Linked DNA regions of Homo sapiens: region 1 is linked to region 2. The links are chromatin loops, found by intact Hi-C in ENCODE. Cell type or tissue: IMR-90. All regions are shown on one strand.

What was found. Peaks named below come from ENCODE experiments on the same cell type or tissue, not always from the same donor. Only the 100,000 strongest peaks of a DNase experiment are listed, where the experiment ranks them.
Region 1: a loop joins it to region 2, with 2.3 times the contacts of the local background. A loop is called at or near these places in 2 of 110 quality-filtered maps.

Annotation. Positions count from the first base shown.
Region 1 is chr4:71,373,874-71,381,873 of GRCh38, forward strand. The region is part of intron 6 of SLC4A4 (solute carrier family 4 member 4); the gene reads left to right. Among named protein-coding and RNA genes, the nearest start is that of SLC4A4, 190 kb to the left of the region's middle. In IMR-90, no CTCF peak of the experiment used is centred here; DNase peaks (open chromatin) are centred at 3,868 and 7,018.
Region 2 is chr4:71,225,469-71,233,468 of GRCh38, forward strand. All of the region lies in intron 1 of SLC4A4 (solute carrier family 4 member 4), which reads left to right. Among named protein-coding and RNA genes, the nearest start is that of SLC4A4, 42 kb to the left of the region's middle. In IMR-90, a CTCF peak has its summit at 4,456 (motif pointing right); DNase peaks (open chromatin) are centred at 4,463, 4,973 and 5,793; H3K27ac peaks cover 1,421 bases.

The DNA of each region.
Region 1 (8,000 bases), 150 kb after region 2:
AAGAGAAAGGAGTCCAGGATGCCTCAGGAGGTAGCAACCAGGAAGATCATAGGAAACCATTCATGGGCACAGGTGCTGGGTTTACAGAAGCATGACAGTTAAGATTTCTGCTCCCATCATACGTGTTGTGACCATCTTTGAAGATATGTTTCACTAGCAGATTTTTAGGTTACCCATCATGGGCCAAGACTCTTCTAGATTCCTGCTTTGTTATCACACTCTTAGCTTGGTGTTTTTTTCTCCTAAACTTTCTTTTGAGGTGGAGAACAACCACCACATCACAACTCTCTTTATTGCCCAGTGAATTTTGAGCATTCTTATCTTGATTCCAAGCATCTCACTTTCCATCCCTCTGTTTTTTTCAGATGCAGACTTGTTTTTGAATGGAAATATTATTTGGGTCACTTATTGTACCATTTCCACGTATATTTTTGGCCTTTAAAATCTAAAGCAATTCCAAGTACAACTTTAAAAATTCCTTCACTGTAGCTTTTCATAGTCACAATTTTCAAAAGATTGTAAGAAATAAAATCTTTCAGCAACCTGATGTCTATGTTCAGACTTTTTAGTTAACGTAAGACATTCAGAAATTGTATGTGGTATGCAAGAATGAGTTACAACATTCTTAAGATACAGGCAGTTCTAACCACTTTTTAATAAAGGAATTAGTTACTGTTTATCCTGAATTTATGAAAAACATATCATAAATTATTTCCTTGATATCTAATATTACATTTACAATGGACTAAAATATATTATGCTGACTTTAGACAACTATAAATAGAGAAAATCAAGATGAGAGAATAAAAACGTAGAAATTCTGTTATATTTCAGAATACTGGGGACTTGGAGGAGATTTCAAGAGGCACATATTTGGAAAAACGTTGGCAGTCTGCTAAAATTGTAAAACAGTTTTTTTTTTTTCCTAATAAGATTTTGGGATTTGTGAGGATTCAGACTTGTGCTTGACAAAATGGTGATATGTGTGATATATTTATAATCAGACTCTCCTGCTCATCACCAAAGCTGTCTGTTTTCCAAACCTTCCTGATCCTTACCATCTTTCTCCCTTCTTTCGGACTTGGAACCTTAGCGTCAACTTTGATTAATGCAACTTTGATTATACCTCCAGTATACCACTAAACCTGTTAAATGTTACCTCCATATTGTTGCTTGCCTCAGTCTCCTTTCCAGTCTGACTTTCCTTGCTTTTGTTCATGTCCTTATTTCCTTTTGCTTAGTCTGATCCAGTAGCTTGTTTTCTGGGGTCAGTGGTTATAGTTGGGCATATGGAAACGCATCTTACACTTTGTTCCAGTTGACCTTATCATACCTGGCTGATAAGTTACCTCCTCATGTGGAAGTGTTCAGTGGTACCTGAGAGGATCTCAGGCAACCTCCAAATGCTTGAGTCTGGCATTCAAGGCCTAACCCATAGTGAACTAAAGTTGATTAAGTAGTATTTCACACATCTTTCTGTATTTGCCTTTATCTATACTACATTTCAGCAGTCACTTCCCATTACTAGAATTTGCTGGACGCTTAGTGCCTTTATCCTGAATGATTTTTCCACTTGGAATATTCTTCTTCCTCCTGAAACTTTCTGTTAAAATCTTGACCATCCTTCAAGGCCCACATTCTCCTTGAAGGCTTCTTAACTTGAGGTGCTCTTTACTGACCTTGAACTCTGATCCTTTTCTGAGACTCCTCACATGACATTTATCTCATTCTACTTTGCACTATAATGTATGAGTACATGTCTTATTCCCTTTACTAGCTATCAATTTCTTAAGGGCAGGAATGTGTCTGATTCATTTAGGTATCCTTTATTGCAGGGATTGACAAACTGTGGCCTATGTACAAAATCCAGCTTGCCACCTGGTTTTGTAAATAAAGTTTTGTTGGAATAAAGCCATGCTCATTAGTTTATATTGTTGTCTATATAGCTGCTTTCATGCTACAATGACGGAGTAGTGGCGGAGATCATGTAGCCTACAAAACCTGAAATATTTACTACCTGTCATTAAAACATTTTCTGACCCTTATACTGTAGTCCTGATTCTCAAAGTAGGAACTGAAGAGCCCTAAGTGTCCCTGAGACCCTTTCAAAGGGATTGAAAGGTCCTAGGATTTTCATCATGTAATTCAACCAAAACTACATATATATACATATATACACGTATATATATATACATATACACGTATATATATACATATATACGTGTGTATATATATATACGTTTGTGTATATATATATACATACACATATATACCTGTATATATACACACACACACACACACACACACACACACACACACATATATATGTGTGTATATATATTTTTTGAGACGGAGTCTCGCTCTGTCACCCAGGCTGGAGTGCAGTGGCGCGATATCGGCTCACTGCAAGCTCTGCCTCTCGGGTTCACGCCATTCTCCTGCCTCAGCCTCCCAAGTAGCTGGGACTACGGGCACCCGCCACCATGCCTGGCTAATTTTTTTGTTATTTTTAGTAGAGACGGGGTTTCACTGTGTTAGCCAGGATGGTCTTGATCTCCTGACCTCGTGATCCACCCGCCTCAGCCTCCCATAGTGCTGGGATTACAGGCATAAGCCACTGCATCTGGCCTCCTAAAATATATTTTAACAGGTTGAACACAGAAGCAGACAAGAAAATCCAATTGTGTGTCATTTAATCATATATATATATATATTTAAAATATATATATGTTTAAAATATATATACATATATTTAAATGTATTTTATTATTTATTTTTGAGTTGGAGTCTCACTTACTCTGTCACCCAGGCTGGAGTGCAGTGGTGCGATCTGTCTCACTGCAACCTCCACTTCTTGGGTTCAAGCGATTCTCCTGCCTCAGTCTCCCAAGTAGCTGGGACTACATATGTGCGCCACCATGCCCAGCTAATTTTTGTGTTTTTAGTAGAGACGGGGTTTTGCCATGTTGCCGAGGCTGGTCTCGAACTCCTGGTGTCAAGTTATCCACCTGCCTCAGCCTCCCAAAGTCCTGGGATTACAGGCGTGAGCACCTCACCTGGCCTCATTTGGTTGTATATTAAAGAGATTTGTAAAAATGTGAAACAGTGCCTTTCTTTTTATGAAATTTTTTGTTTCTGAAAGTATAGTTGTTTTTCATAAGATATACGACTTATGTTAACACGCAATGGTTTATTGTTAAAGTGAATTAATGAATAAATATTTAAAAATTTTTAGTTTTAATTCCTAATGTAACACGTATTGATAGATATGACCCAAATAAACAGACCCTCTTAATATTTAATTGTGTAAAGGTGTTCTGAGACCAAAAAGTTTGATAACTGCTACTTCTTTGTGTCTGGCAGAATGCCTTATACATAGCAGTAAATCAATATATGCTGAATGAATGAATGAACAATAGAACCAGATGGTTCAAATCAGGAAATAAATGAAGTGTGGTGGTAATAATTGAAAGTATTGAAAGGGAAGGTTAAGAGTCATTGAGAAATGATATCTACTATGTGTTTGTGACTGTGATTCCTCTTTGTTCTCCCAGAGAACATTGATGAGGGATAGTGGAGTAGGAATGGTTTTGTTGGGGTGAGAGGAAGAGCAGGTCTTCCTGACTTTCTGTCTTTGCTGGTTTCATGACAAGTCATGAAGAATGGGCTAGATTTTGCTATAGTGTGAGCTAGCCCCAAACATCTGTGTGGCCTAACAACACAGAAGTTTCTTTCTTACTCATGCTACTATATGTGTAATGTGGATCTTCAGGGGTCTCTGCTCATCATTGTTAGTTAGGATCAGGCTAATAGAAGCCTTCTCTCATCTGTGTTTCCACAGTCACCGTAGCAGTAAGCAAGGGTCATGGTGACTCACAAGCTGCCTCGTAAAGTTCTGCACAGAAATAATACATCATGTTTGTGTATATTTCATTTGACATAGTGAGTCATGTATTGTATTAGTCCATTTTCATGGTGCTGATAAAGACATACCCAAAACTGGGAAGAAGAAGAGGTTTAATTAGACTTACAGTTTCATGTGGCTGGGAACGCCTCAGAATCATGGCGGGAGGTGAAAGGCACTTCTTATATGGTAAGAGAAAATGAGGAATAAGCAAAAGCAGAAACCCCTGATAAACCCATCAGATCTCGTAAGACTTATTCAGTATCAGGAGAATAGCACAGGAGAGACCAGTCCCCATGATTCAATTACCTCCCCCTGGGTACCTCCCACAACACATGGGAATTCTGGGAGATACAATTCAAGTTGAGATTTGGGTGGGGACACAGCCAAATCATACCATGTGTCCACATCTCACTTTGAAGAATGATTATGCTACCATGTGCCCTGAAGGTGGAGATTCAGAAATATTTGGTGGGCAGCACTAATGACTACCACCCAGTCACAAAAGGAATTATAACTTGACTTTGGAGTGTGCTCTTCTTGGCAAGGCTGAGAGCAATGTGAAGTTATGGAAGGCCACTGTGCAGAAAATCTCCTGCATACTCTTACAATGGAGGATGAGGGCTTTTCACATAATGAGGGAGGGTTGCCAGTTCAAGGTCTACTGAAGAACTGGTGAGACTGTGGTTTTACAGGAGACTTCTGAAGTATACTACATTAATTTGAAACTGATAGACAGTCTTTCATGCAAATATACAGTAAAGCACTCTTATTAGACCAAACAATGTCTGGATTTAATGATTGGAGACAGCTCAAGCGCTAAATACTTGAATTCGTTTGTCTGTGCACATGTGAGTGAGAGAGACAGAAGGAAAAGCAAATGCAGTATTCCAGCTACAGATATCAATTTCAAAGTTAATAATGAAATTTCTTTTTGGCAGCAAACTGTCGAATTTTACTTTGATGAAAATTGCTGGCAAAATCTTCAGAAACGAGGCTTTTCTTTCCATGGTAAGCTGAATATTTATTGTGTTTAGACTTGTCCTGGTAATTCAGATCTCATTTCTACTCCTCTTAATGCATCCTCCACCTCAATAGATCCTCATTCATCCCCTTGTCAGGCCAAAAAGTCCCTGTCATCTTAGACTTCTTCTTGCCCTTCACCCTCTGTACCCTTCAGTAACCATACTCTTCTGCCATTTTACTTCTGATTTATTCCCACCCTTCCTTGACTATTACAACTGCTCTAATTCAGGTTTTTATCATCATCTCTTGTGGGACCACTTGAATATCCTCTTGTTTTCCACGCCTTCACTCTGACTTCTTAAAATCCATCTTTCACAACTGCCAGAAGGATCTACGTTATGAACGCCACACATCACTCCCTCTGCTCAAAAACCTTTAGTGATGACTCTCTATCATTTTTAAACTCAGGTTCATGTTCCCTAGCCTGGCTAATACTTATAATGTCAAGCCTGAGTTCTCTAGCCTGTGGAATGCTTTTGAACTTGGTCTCTGCCTAACGCCCTAATCATCTCTTGCCATTCCCACTCTTGTACTACAAGCTCTTGTAATTTAGATTTCTATATACTTAGATCCCATGCCTTGCAATCTCTCTATCACTTATTCATGCTGTTCCAATTGCCCCCTCTTGATGTGACTAAATTTAACCTATCCCTAAAGCTCTTATGTCCCGCAGGAGACTTTTTTCATAACTCTCATCATCTCCTCCTCCTCCCATCGCACTGCACAAATAACTCTCCCTTATTTGTGCTCTCATAACCCCAACCCCCTTCCCCCATTGACTTATCATTATACAATAATACAAATATGTTTCCTTCATCATTGGCAAAGTATCTAAAGAGCTTGAGCAGAACCCATTCAGTTTTGTATTCTTGGTGCCAAACATAATGTCACACGCTTAGACAAACATTCTGAACAATAAGGTGGTTCCATTTTTGTTTTTGACTATTGGACAAAACAGAGTTTGGAGGGAACGATGACGAATTTCTCAAATTCATCTAGATTTCTTTATTTGTATGAATTAGTTTTTTTTTTCTGGTGGTGGTGATGGTGATATGTGGAGCTGTTACTGGGCCACAAATTGTGATTCCTCTTGCATAGATTGGGGCTTTTTTGAAGAAACTGATTTGTTCCTCATCCAGGGTCTAACATAGGGCCTGATACACAGACACTTCATAAATATTTGTTGACTAAATGGACACTTAACCTGAAAGGGAGAGAAAAGATGAGGTAACGTAAACCTAGAGCAGGAATGATTTTTCTAAATTGATCAGATTTTAGTCTTCATATCGCCCAAAAAACTGACCAGACACAGTGACATGAGGGAAGCTCTGCTGCTTTTCTGTGGCTGCTGATAGTAGTAGAATTTGAGAATTAGATTCTTTGGTTAGGGCCTTCGTTTCTTACTGTCTAGATCATTCTATCCATGACTGAGATATCACAAACAGGGCAACTATGACTACTCCAGCTATCATTTATTACACCAGTTCCCACAAAACATTTCTCTGAAGTAAGCATCACTCACTCCTTATTACAGATGAAGGAACTGAGGCTCAGTGAAGTTAAGTATTTATGGTAGTCATTAGGGCTATTCACCAATATTCCAGGTCTGTCTCTTTCTGGGCAGGTATGAGGACCCTACGTCTTCAACCCACTTGAAGTTAGGTGTGAGCTCATGACTTTCTTTGGCCAAGGAAATGTGAGCAGGAGTAATAGAGGTCATTTCCCAGGAAAGCTTTAAAGAGAATGGCTGCTCCATGCATCTGGGTCCTGGCCTGAGGACATAAATGCAGAACCAACCCCCAGCCAATCCACAATGGTTATTATCATGAGTAAGAAATAAATCACTGGTGTTTTAAGCCATGAGAATCAAAGATTGTTCTACTGTAATCTAGCCTATCTGACACGGAGTGTTTGAGGTCACTCAGTTAGTTGGGGGGAACAGGGTTTGAACTTGGGGGTTTAGACTCCAGATGGCACATTTCCTTGCTATTCCTCCCTCTGCTTCTTGTTCTCTCTACTCTCAGGTTTCCTTACTTCCAGCCACAGATGCTGCTCTTGTCTGCTCATAAGAAGTGTAGACACTGATGAGTCAGTATTTTACTGTTTCAAGTCAGAAAATGAAATGCCTGGTGTTTCTCAATGAAGGACAACAAGTCGGCATTCTGAAGTGTAATTTTCTGCAATGGTTCTGTTTTCTGAGACCCATTCTTATCAATCCCAGGAAACAGCTGGAGCACACTTACTATTATGGGCTGTGATCAGCTTTTGCCTCAGAAAGAGCCATTCACTGTGATGCAAGCAGTAACCATGGTTACAAATCGAAGTGCAGTCTTACTAGGTGAATGTAGCAGAGATTCAGCATCCTTTTCGAGGATGAAGAACAGGATCAATTCAACTATAATGACAAGCTTTTCCATCTGTAAATGTCTTGCTTTAAAAATCGATTCTTCTAGCACACATTTAAGCTAGGGTCTTGATTTTGGGAATTGCTGTAGGTTTCAAGGTTGAATTATTTCTCCATTTTCCTGAGAGCACCTTTGAATAATTTTTGTCTGAGTTTCTAGGGAAGTGTCTAGAGCCTGTAAGAAAGTGGCACTTCCTCTTACCCAGATAGTGGCTCAGGTTATATTTGTTATTATTATAATAATGACCAAGAGAGCTGTGACTGTTGTCTTCAGTAACAGTGATTATCGTAACCTCAGATTGGGAAGATTCCTTCTCCCTTTAGTGGCGATAATTTTATCATACCCAGTTATAGGGGTAGAGTTTTGGGGAGTATACTAATTCATTCAGATCATCAATTCATTCATTCATTTAAATATTTTTGAGTACTATTCTTTGCTCACTACTCAGCTAGGTGCTGGGAATTTACAATGATTAAGGCAGACACAGTCCCTATCTTAGAGAGCTACCAGTTAGACCTTTTTTTTTGGAGACACGTCTCGCTGTGTCACCCAGGCTGGAGTGAGGTGGTGTGATCTTGGCTCACTAGACTGTTTTTGTTTGTTTGTTTGTTTTTAACCAAGGAACAAGTGATGTTTATGATAACTGGACTAGTTTACTGGATAAA
Region 2 (8,000 bases):
ATGGCATCCAGAAGGAAATAATGCATGTATGTTGCTTAGCACACTGACTGACATGTAGCAAGAACTTAATAAAATTTCAGGAGCCTCATCCCTGCCAGCTGGGTGGTGGTTCAGGATGGGAGATGTGAACACTGTGGTTGCCATGTTGGGTAGAGGTAGGAAGGTTTGCCTAAACCCGTTTCAGAAGGCATCTTCTCCAATGTCAGCTGTGTGTGTCAGAGGTGGGTGGGTCAGGGGGCTGTACATGATCAGGTGCCATGGAGCTGACTCCCAGCCCTGTGTCCTGGAACAAACTCCTGCTCTTGAGTCCCCATCTGCCTGCCAATCTGCATCTGATCTGAGATCACTGTGAAATCCACAGTAAATGTGCAAAAGTCACAGACTACAATGAATATGAATTAACTGACGATTTTAGTTATTCATGCTATTGCCGTGCTAATTACTACAAATAATTTATCACTGACTGTGTATAAACATAAAACTAAGCTACAATTTCTAGAGCTTAAGGCTTATATTGACATTTTGAATCCTAATTTTATTTGCAGGTAGCTGCCATCCAGCTTCTTTATAGGTTTACCTAAACACATTACAGAGTTTTATTTGTCCAGTTGCAGGCCTGATGAGCAAAATTGAACTTTCTTATAACTTTCCTGCTGCTTCTGGGTATTTATTATTTTTTTTTAGAGATAGATCTCACTATGTTGCATAGGCCGGAGTGCAGTGGCTATTCACAGGCACGATTGTAACGCACTACAGCCTCAAAGCTCCTGGGCTCAAGCAGTCTTCCCACCTCAGCCTTCCTAGTAGCTGGGACTTTAGGCATATGCCACTGTGCCAGGCTTTGCTTCTGGCTATTTAAAGTAGTTTATGGTGTGATTTATTTTTAAGTTCATTCATTATTCTGTTCGTGGAACAAACTTTTATTTAGAATCAAATATGTGGCAGGTCCAGGTACCTCTTAATTTCTTTTTTAGCAGACAAGGGGAAATTCTCATTTGAATTTAATTTGACCCCTACATTTGAGAGTATAGTTATAGTCTGTGTGGAGAGCTAAGATCTAATGTTAGTCTATAAAGAGAAAATTATATAGTTAAAAATATGCTTGAAAAATCCCTTAATTCAACCATAAACATAATACTCTTCAGGGAGTATAGCACAGCCATTTTCCCCCCTTTCTTTGGAACAAATCACTATTTCTTCAGTTGAATAACAGGCTAAGTAATTGGAAATTTGCTTGTTTATGGGGTTTATGTTGTTTGAAATACACATTCAGGGCCTTTAGACTTACAGATCCACTTAATACCAAACATGCATGTGCCCTCACTGTGCCTATTTCTAACTGGTTGATTGACTGATGGATTGATTCATAGTCACTGAATCAATTGATTAATTGATTCATTCATAGTCACTACACATAGTCACTACACATAGTTAGTAGACTATGTGTAGTGACTATGCTTGATACTAGAGGTAGAAAAACTTCAGAAAGACAGTATTTGCTCTCAAAGAGCTCATAATGTGGTGGGGACAAGAGCCATGACATGCCCAAGTACAGTTGAGTGATGATAAGTTATAATGACAATGCATTGTAACGTGCTATATGAGAAGCAGGCACATTCAGGAAGCCAATGGAGAACAGAGGAAGGAGCATAGCTCTGCTCAGGGAAGGGTATGTCTGATAATGTAGAGAGGCTTCTGGAGAGGTTGGATCTTAAGTTGGGTTTTGAAGAATGGGTTAACTAAGATGATATATTAATTAGAGGAAATAGCATGTACACGAAGGTGTGGTGGACGGTTCAGGGTGTATGGCATGGGGATGGTAGGACCTGAGCTTACGTTTCATGTTAAGCAAGTTGGATTTCATCTTCCATGTAATGAAGAAACACTGAAGGCACTTTAAAAGGAGAGATACCAAAGTGTGTTTTATAAATGGATGGCTTAGAGGGGAATGAGTTCAGATCCAGGGAGCCCAGAGAGAAACCACTGGTGAGAAGGCAGATGGGAATCCAGCCATCCTACACTCACATCAAACCTGAGCATTTTGGGGCATCCACTGACTAACAGCTGCCTTGCAGGGTGGGCTTTCAGCTGTAGATATTCCCTTTCCCGTGATTGTCCTGTGGGGTATCATCCCTTCTTCCCTTTGCTCTTCTTTCCTTATTCTGCTGCTGGTTTGGGTCTGGCTCTTGGTTGAAGAGCTGATGGTGGTGGGGAGGAGGGGACAGAGGATAAACATGCCCGTCGCCATCCTCTGTGCTGGTGTGTCATATGGAGGAGCCCAGCCATTTCATCTTGCCTGATTCCTGTCTTAGGACCTTTCTGATTTTCACACAAGAAGCCTTGAAGAAGGGTGATTGAAAGCTAAAAGAGTTTAGAAGGGAGCTTCTTTTTCCTGTCTGTAACGGTAAAACCTCTGAGAAAATGTTGGAAGGACAAAGTATTTGGTTTCTGACAGAGGAAGGAGACTACTGTATTCTACAATGGAACTCTGGTCAGAAGCAGCACACGGTCTTTGTGGAAGCACGTGAAATGGTCCATTAAAAATATTAAGGAGCATGTGAGTGTGAGTGTAGGCTAAGTCAGGGAATGTCCTGAGGAGTCATGAATGAAGTCCTCCTTTCAGCACTTCATACCCTCCCCCACAGCACTTTCTCCCTTCATCTTTCACCTTCCCTGGTCTCTGAGCCTTTTCTCACCCCAGAGTCTCCATTCTCCTATCAATTATTTTCTTGCCCTTTGTTGCTGAGCCTGCTCCAGCCTTTCAGAAGTCAATCAACAATCTGAAGACAGAGTTTAGGAGACTTAGCCCTAGCATGGAGAAGATGGAAAGGGAGAGTTTGATCCTAATAGTTTGAGGGACAGTTTATCTGTGGTCTCCCCAGTCAAAAATCCCGTGCATTTGCTCATGAGACAGAATCATGACCTCTGGGTCTGTAGGAGTATTAATACTCTATTCTCTGGGCCCTAGGAACTTTATATTTGACTTAACTGAAACTGGTTGGATTTATTTAGGAAATTATTTAATTCCCTAAACTAACTTCTGAAGTGGTATAAGCTCATTTTAAAAGACACTGAAGTGAGAGGTTAGTTAACTTTCTAAGCTTACACACAAAGTGTGCATCTGGGATTTTGTATTCAGTTTTGCCTGATTCTGCATGTGTGTTGGTGGACCAGCTGATTGTACCTGACCACCATGTAGAATAATGTTTCTAGGGGAAATTAAAAAACAGAGTTACAAATGAGCTTTTTTAAATTGAAAATTTTATTGAGGTAATTGTAGATTCAAATGCGTATTTGAGAAATTATACAGAGAGGTTACTGGTGCAGAAAAGCTCCACTTTGCCAGATTTTCCCAAGGTTAACATTTTACAAAGAGGTAGTATAATGTCATAACCAGCATATTGGCACTGATACAATTCACCAAACTTTATTCACATTTCCTGTTTTACTTGTACTAATTTCTCTCTCTCTCTTCTCTGTCTGTATTAAGTTCTATACGATTTTATCACCTATGTTGATCCATGTATCCACAGATAAGATACTGAATAGAGCCAACCACAGGGGTCCCTCGTGTTACCCTTGTTAACAACAAATACCTCCATCTTTAACCCCTGGCAAACATGAATCTGTCCTAAATCTGTCCTTCATTTCTAAAATTTTGTCACTCCATATAAATTGTATAATGTAGTTTGTAACCTTTTGGGATGAGCTTTTCTCACTCAGCATAACCCCCTGGAAATTCATTCAATTTGGTGTGTGTATCAATAGTTTGTTCATTTTTCTTGCTAAGCAGTATTTCATGGTATGGATGTACCATAGTTTAACCACTCTCCTGTTGAAAGACATGTGGATTAATTCTGGACTTTTCTACTATACTTAAAGCTGCTGTAAACATTCATGTACAGGTTTTTGGGTGAACGTAAGTTTTTATTTCTCTGGGATAAGTGCCCAAGAGTACAAATGAACTTTTAATACAGTTCATAAATCCAGAATTAGATTTGGCGTGATCTTGCTCTGGGTTGCATTTTCACCTTTTATCCAGTTCTCTCAGTCTGATTTTGTGTGGGGCTCTCACCTATTTCCCTCTGGCCCTGGGCCTGTGTAAATTTCCAGGCTGATTAGGGTGCTCCTGAGCTCTGGGAAGGAGATTTGCTTCGCTTTGTTGCTGGCTGATCTCCGGGAGTCATCACTGCTATCAGTCATGCTTGTCAGTTTTGCCGCACCGATGTCCCTTTCCCCCAGTATGGATGTCCAGAGCTCCAGCGGTCTGCATAGTTAAGTCAGCAACTGTGTTCTGTCTTACTTCCTGTGGGAATGAAAGGCCTTCTTAGAGCCCCTGCGAAGTTTTTTTTTTTTTTTTTTTTTCCCAGCCCCTGTGAAATTTTAAAAGGAATGGTTGCAGCTTTTTCTTGCCCTTTGGTTCCCTGTAGTGAACACATGTTGCCAAAAGATGGCAGTGCACTTTGCAGCCACTGAGATCGCTCTTCCCTGTCGCCTGGGGCTTAGAGAATTGTGTCTTGTTCTTTATGTGTATGTTGAAAATGTGCAGAGCAGATTTTACAAAACAACAAAAGCACCAATAAAATGCTGTGAAGTTTAGAATCATGAAAAAAAAATCACGTTTGCAAATGGTTTATAATGGAAATAGTCCCCCACTTCTTAAACATGATTTGAATAGGGAATAGAACTCAGAAATGTGTGTATGAGTGTATAATTTTAGGTGTCAGTACTGATTGTTATATTCTGTATAGCTCCTGAAAAAGACCTGTGAAATGCTGATTTTTGTCTTTCATCTGATCCAAGATTAGCCAAGTAACAGGCCTGCTTTTGAACTCTGAGACTGCAGTCCTCAAGTAAAGGCCCTTGTATACACTTAGTTTTCATGGCAAAAATGGCTAATAATAAAACTCTTCACTTGCTAGCATTGGTCACTCCCCTGTGTGCGTCACTTTGGTGTGCGTCTGTGGGCATGTGTGTAAAGAACTGTTTAAACATTGGCTATGCACCAGAAAGCTGTGTGAAGTGAGAGATTATGGGGTTCACCGGATGTCATAAACAGACCAAGCTGGTGAGGATAAAGTGGGATGAGTTGAAATACAAGATTAGCTAATAAACTTTAAGCTGCATGCACGGAGAGAACCAGTGATATTAAACTCTGGTATGGGCATGTTAAACACTGGTGCCCTGCTGCTCTCTAGGGTGCCATCCCCGATGCCTTTTGGGATGGAATCAAAAAGCCCTGCTATGAACTTGATCCATGTGCAGCATCGTTAAGTGCAGAGCAGGCTGTGGAAGAGAGTGGGCTAGCTCTGGGATTGGGTATACAAGCTCCGGAGTGGATCCTCTACACACCAGCCAGTGTGTCAAGGTTGGAGGCTCTGTTTCACTTCCCCTGAGCTCAGTACCGCAGTCGCTTTCATCCTACAGTTTACAAAGTAGCTGCAATCCTGGGTGGCAGGGAAACAGGTGGCTTCACGGTAAAGCAGCAGGCTTTTTGCTACTGCATCCTTTGGCAAAAGCTTGGGCTAGGAGGAGAAATGTGCTGTGTAAAGTTTTAACCCTGAAAGCAGATGCTGTTACTATAGAGACAAGTGAAATGCTACAGTGGGAGGCGTAACAGGGGAGGGATGGGAGAAGGGAGGTGGGAGGGCAAGTAAGGCGAATCTAAAGGCTAGCACACTCCAAGACCTTCAACCTTTAGCAGCACTGTGACGGGGCAGGCTTGCATTCTGAAACTTGTGTGCTGGCGGCCTGCCACGTGCTGACTGGCTGAGTGGCAGCTGCTTGCGCTGTGCGGACTAGCTGGTGAGCACGTTGGCAGTTGGCATGGGCTCTGGGGGTGGGAACTTAGAGGGGTGGAATGTAGATGGGTGCTCAAGACCCAATGGCTGACAGTTTTGCACAAATGTTTCTCATGCTGGGCTTAAGTCACCCTTACGAGCCTGCTCAGTGATTAGGACCGGCTGGTGAAAGCCGGTCCTTTTGGCAGTAGATATGACATGTGTTACAGTTAAATCATTGTGGTGTCCCAGAATAACAGAGAATAAGAAAAACCTTGCTTTGGGTGTGGACTTCTGTAGAAAGGGTATAACTTGTACGGTCAGAGGCCTGGCTGAAGGAAGGCATTATTGGCCCTGAGTGGATTTTATACTGACTGGTGTGACCCTTATCCCCGTGATGCTGGTGAGAAGCTTCCAAATCTATTCTGAACTTTGCCTCATGCTGGTGATGTGAGCAACCCAGGGAGCTTTTTAGAAACATGTTCTTCCCTTTCTTTGTTTTCAGCGAATGCAGGTTGTGTGAAAGGAACTTTTAAGAATGGGTTTGAGGGCCTGATTAAGGACTGGATGAGTTAATTTCTTCCTATTGATAGAAGGAGGAACTAGTTGGGTCAGATGGTTATTTTAAAAGATATCTCTGTCTTACTAATAATAGCAAGCAACTGCTGAGAGGATTTGCGGTGGGGAGGGACACGAACCCAAATAATTGACATTTGTGGTGTAAAGATGAAGAAAAGGTGCTGAATTCCTGTATTTTGTGCAGAAGCCTAGGTGCACCAGGCTGGACTTACTTCTAAGGAGGAGTGAGGGCTGCTCTGGAGAAAGGCTGCTGTGGGTGTACAGGTTTTATATTTTCCATTTGCCTCACTCACCTCTTTTTGCTTCCTACAGGGAAGAGGCTGCTTTGAGATGCTCTGCATTGTCTGTCAGAAAGAACGAAGTTTCTAATTACTTGCTATGTATAGTCTTGGAGGGAATGTGAAATATGCATCAAAGAGCCAAGGAATGCACCAATCATTATTCTCTCTCTCTAATTCAGATGGAACATAGTGACAGTGCCTCAGTTAGGCTGGATGGTTTTCTCAGCCTAGGAAGAGGGTTTTTCTGAACTTTTCTACTATCCCCTCCAGTTTTTGCTGGTTTTTATTTTCTCTTTGTTTCTGTTTTTCTTTTTTCTTTTAGAGATGAGAATTCACTGTGTTACCCAGACTGGAATGCAGTGGCCTAATCATAGCTCACTGAAGTCTTGAACTTCTGGGATCAAGCAGTCCTCCTATCTCAGCCTCCCACGTAGCTGGGACAACAGGTGCACACCACTGCACATAGCTAATTTGGAAAAAAAAATTTCAGAGATGGGTCTTGCTATGTTGCCCAGGCTGGTCTGGAACTCCTGGCCTCAAGCAATCCTCCCACTCGGCCTCCCAAAGCATTGAGATTACAGGCTGAGCCACTGTGTCAGCTTTTCTTCTTTTACTTCTTTGGTTGTTACATGCAATTTTGGGAATGGCTTAGGCACAAGGCTAAACATTTTAGTTAGGAAATTTGAAAAAAAGGCAACAAAAGACTTTAGGACCAGTTCGATTAATAGTGGGGTGCAGAAATGATGTTCCACATGAAATTGTGTTGGACTCTATAGGTTGGAAAGGGTTAGTTCTGATAGGACTGGAAAGGGTTAATGTGAGCTAAACCACTCTTTTTTCTAAAGGGGAGCTGGCACTATTAATGTACGTGCAGTAGCACAGGGCTTCAGGATTTTGTTGTGCTTCTGAGGTCTTTTAAGAAAATTTCCTCATTAAACTGTCATCCTTATCTATGTCTACAAATGTGTAATGGATGGGTTCTTGTCTTTTGAACTTATTTGCCTGGATTGCTAAGGGTAATCTTTGAGAAGGTGGATGTGATTGCATTAGGCACCTTGTCTGTCTTGCTCACTGTAACTCTAGTGCCTTGGCTTGTGCCTGCAACATAGTAGTAGCATCCAGTAAATATTTACTGAATGAATGAATGCAGGAAAGAGAAAAGAGAACTACTGAATGCCTCCTCTGTGTCTGCTACTGTGTGTGGTATGTAAAAATTATATTTGGCAATTAGAAGACATTGGTGATCATGACCAAAGTGCTTTTTACATCTCTTTCCATCTTTCTCAGCCACTCGGTAGCAGTACTCTCCTTTTGTCACTTCCTTGACATCACTCTTGCCTGGATTCTTACCTCATTGACT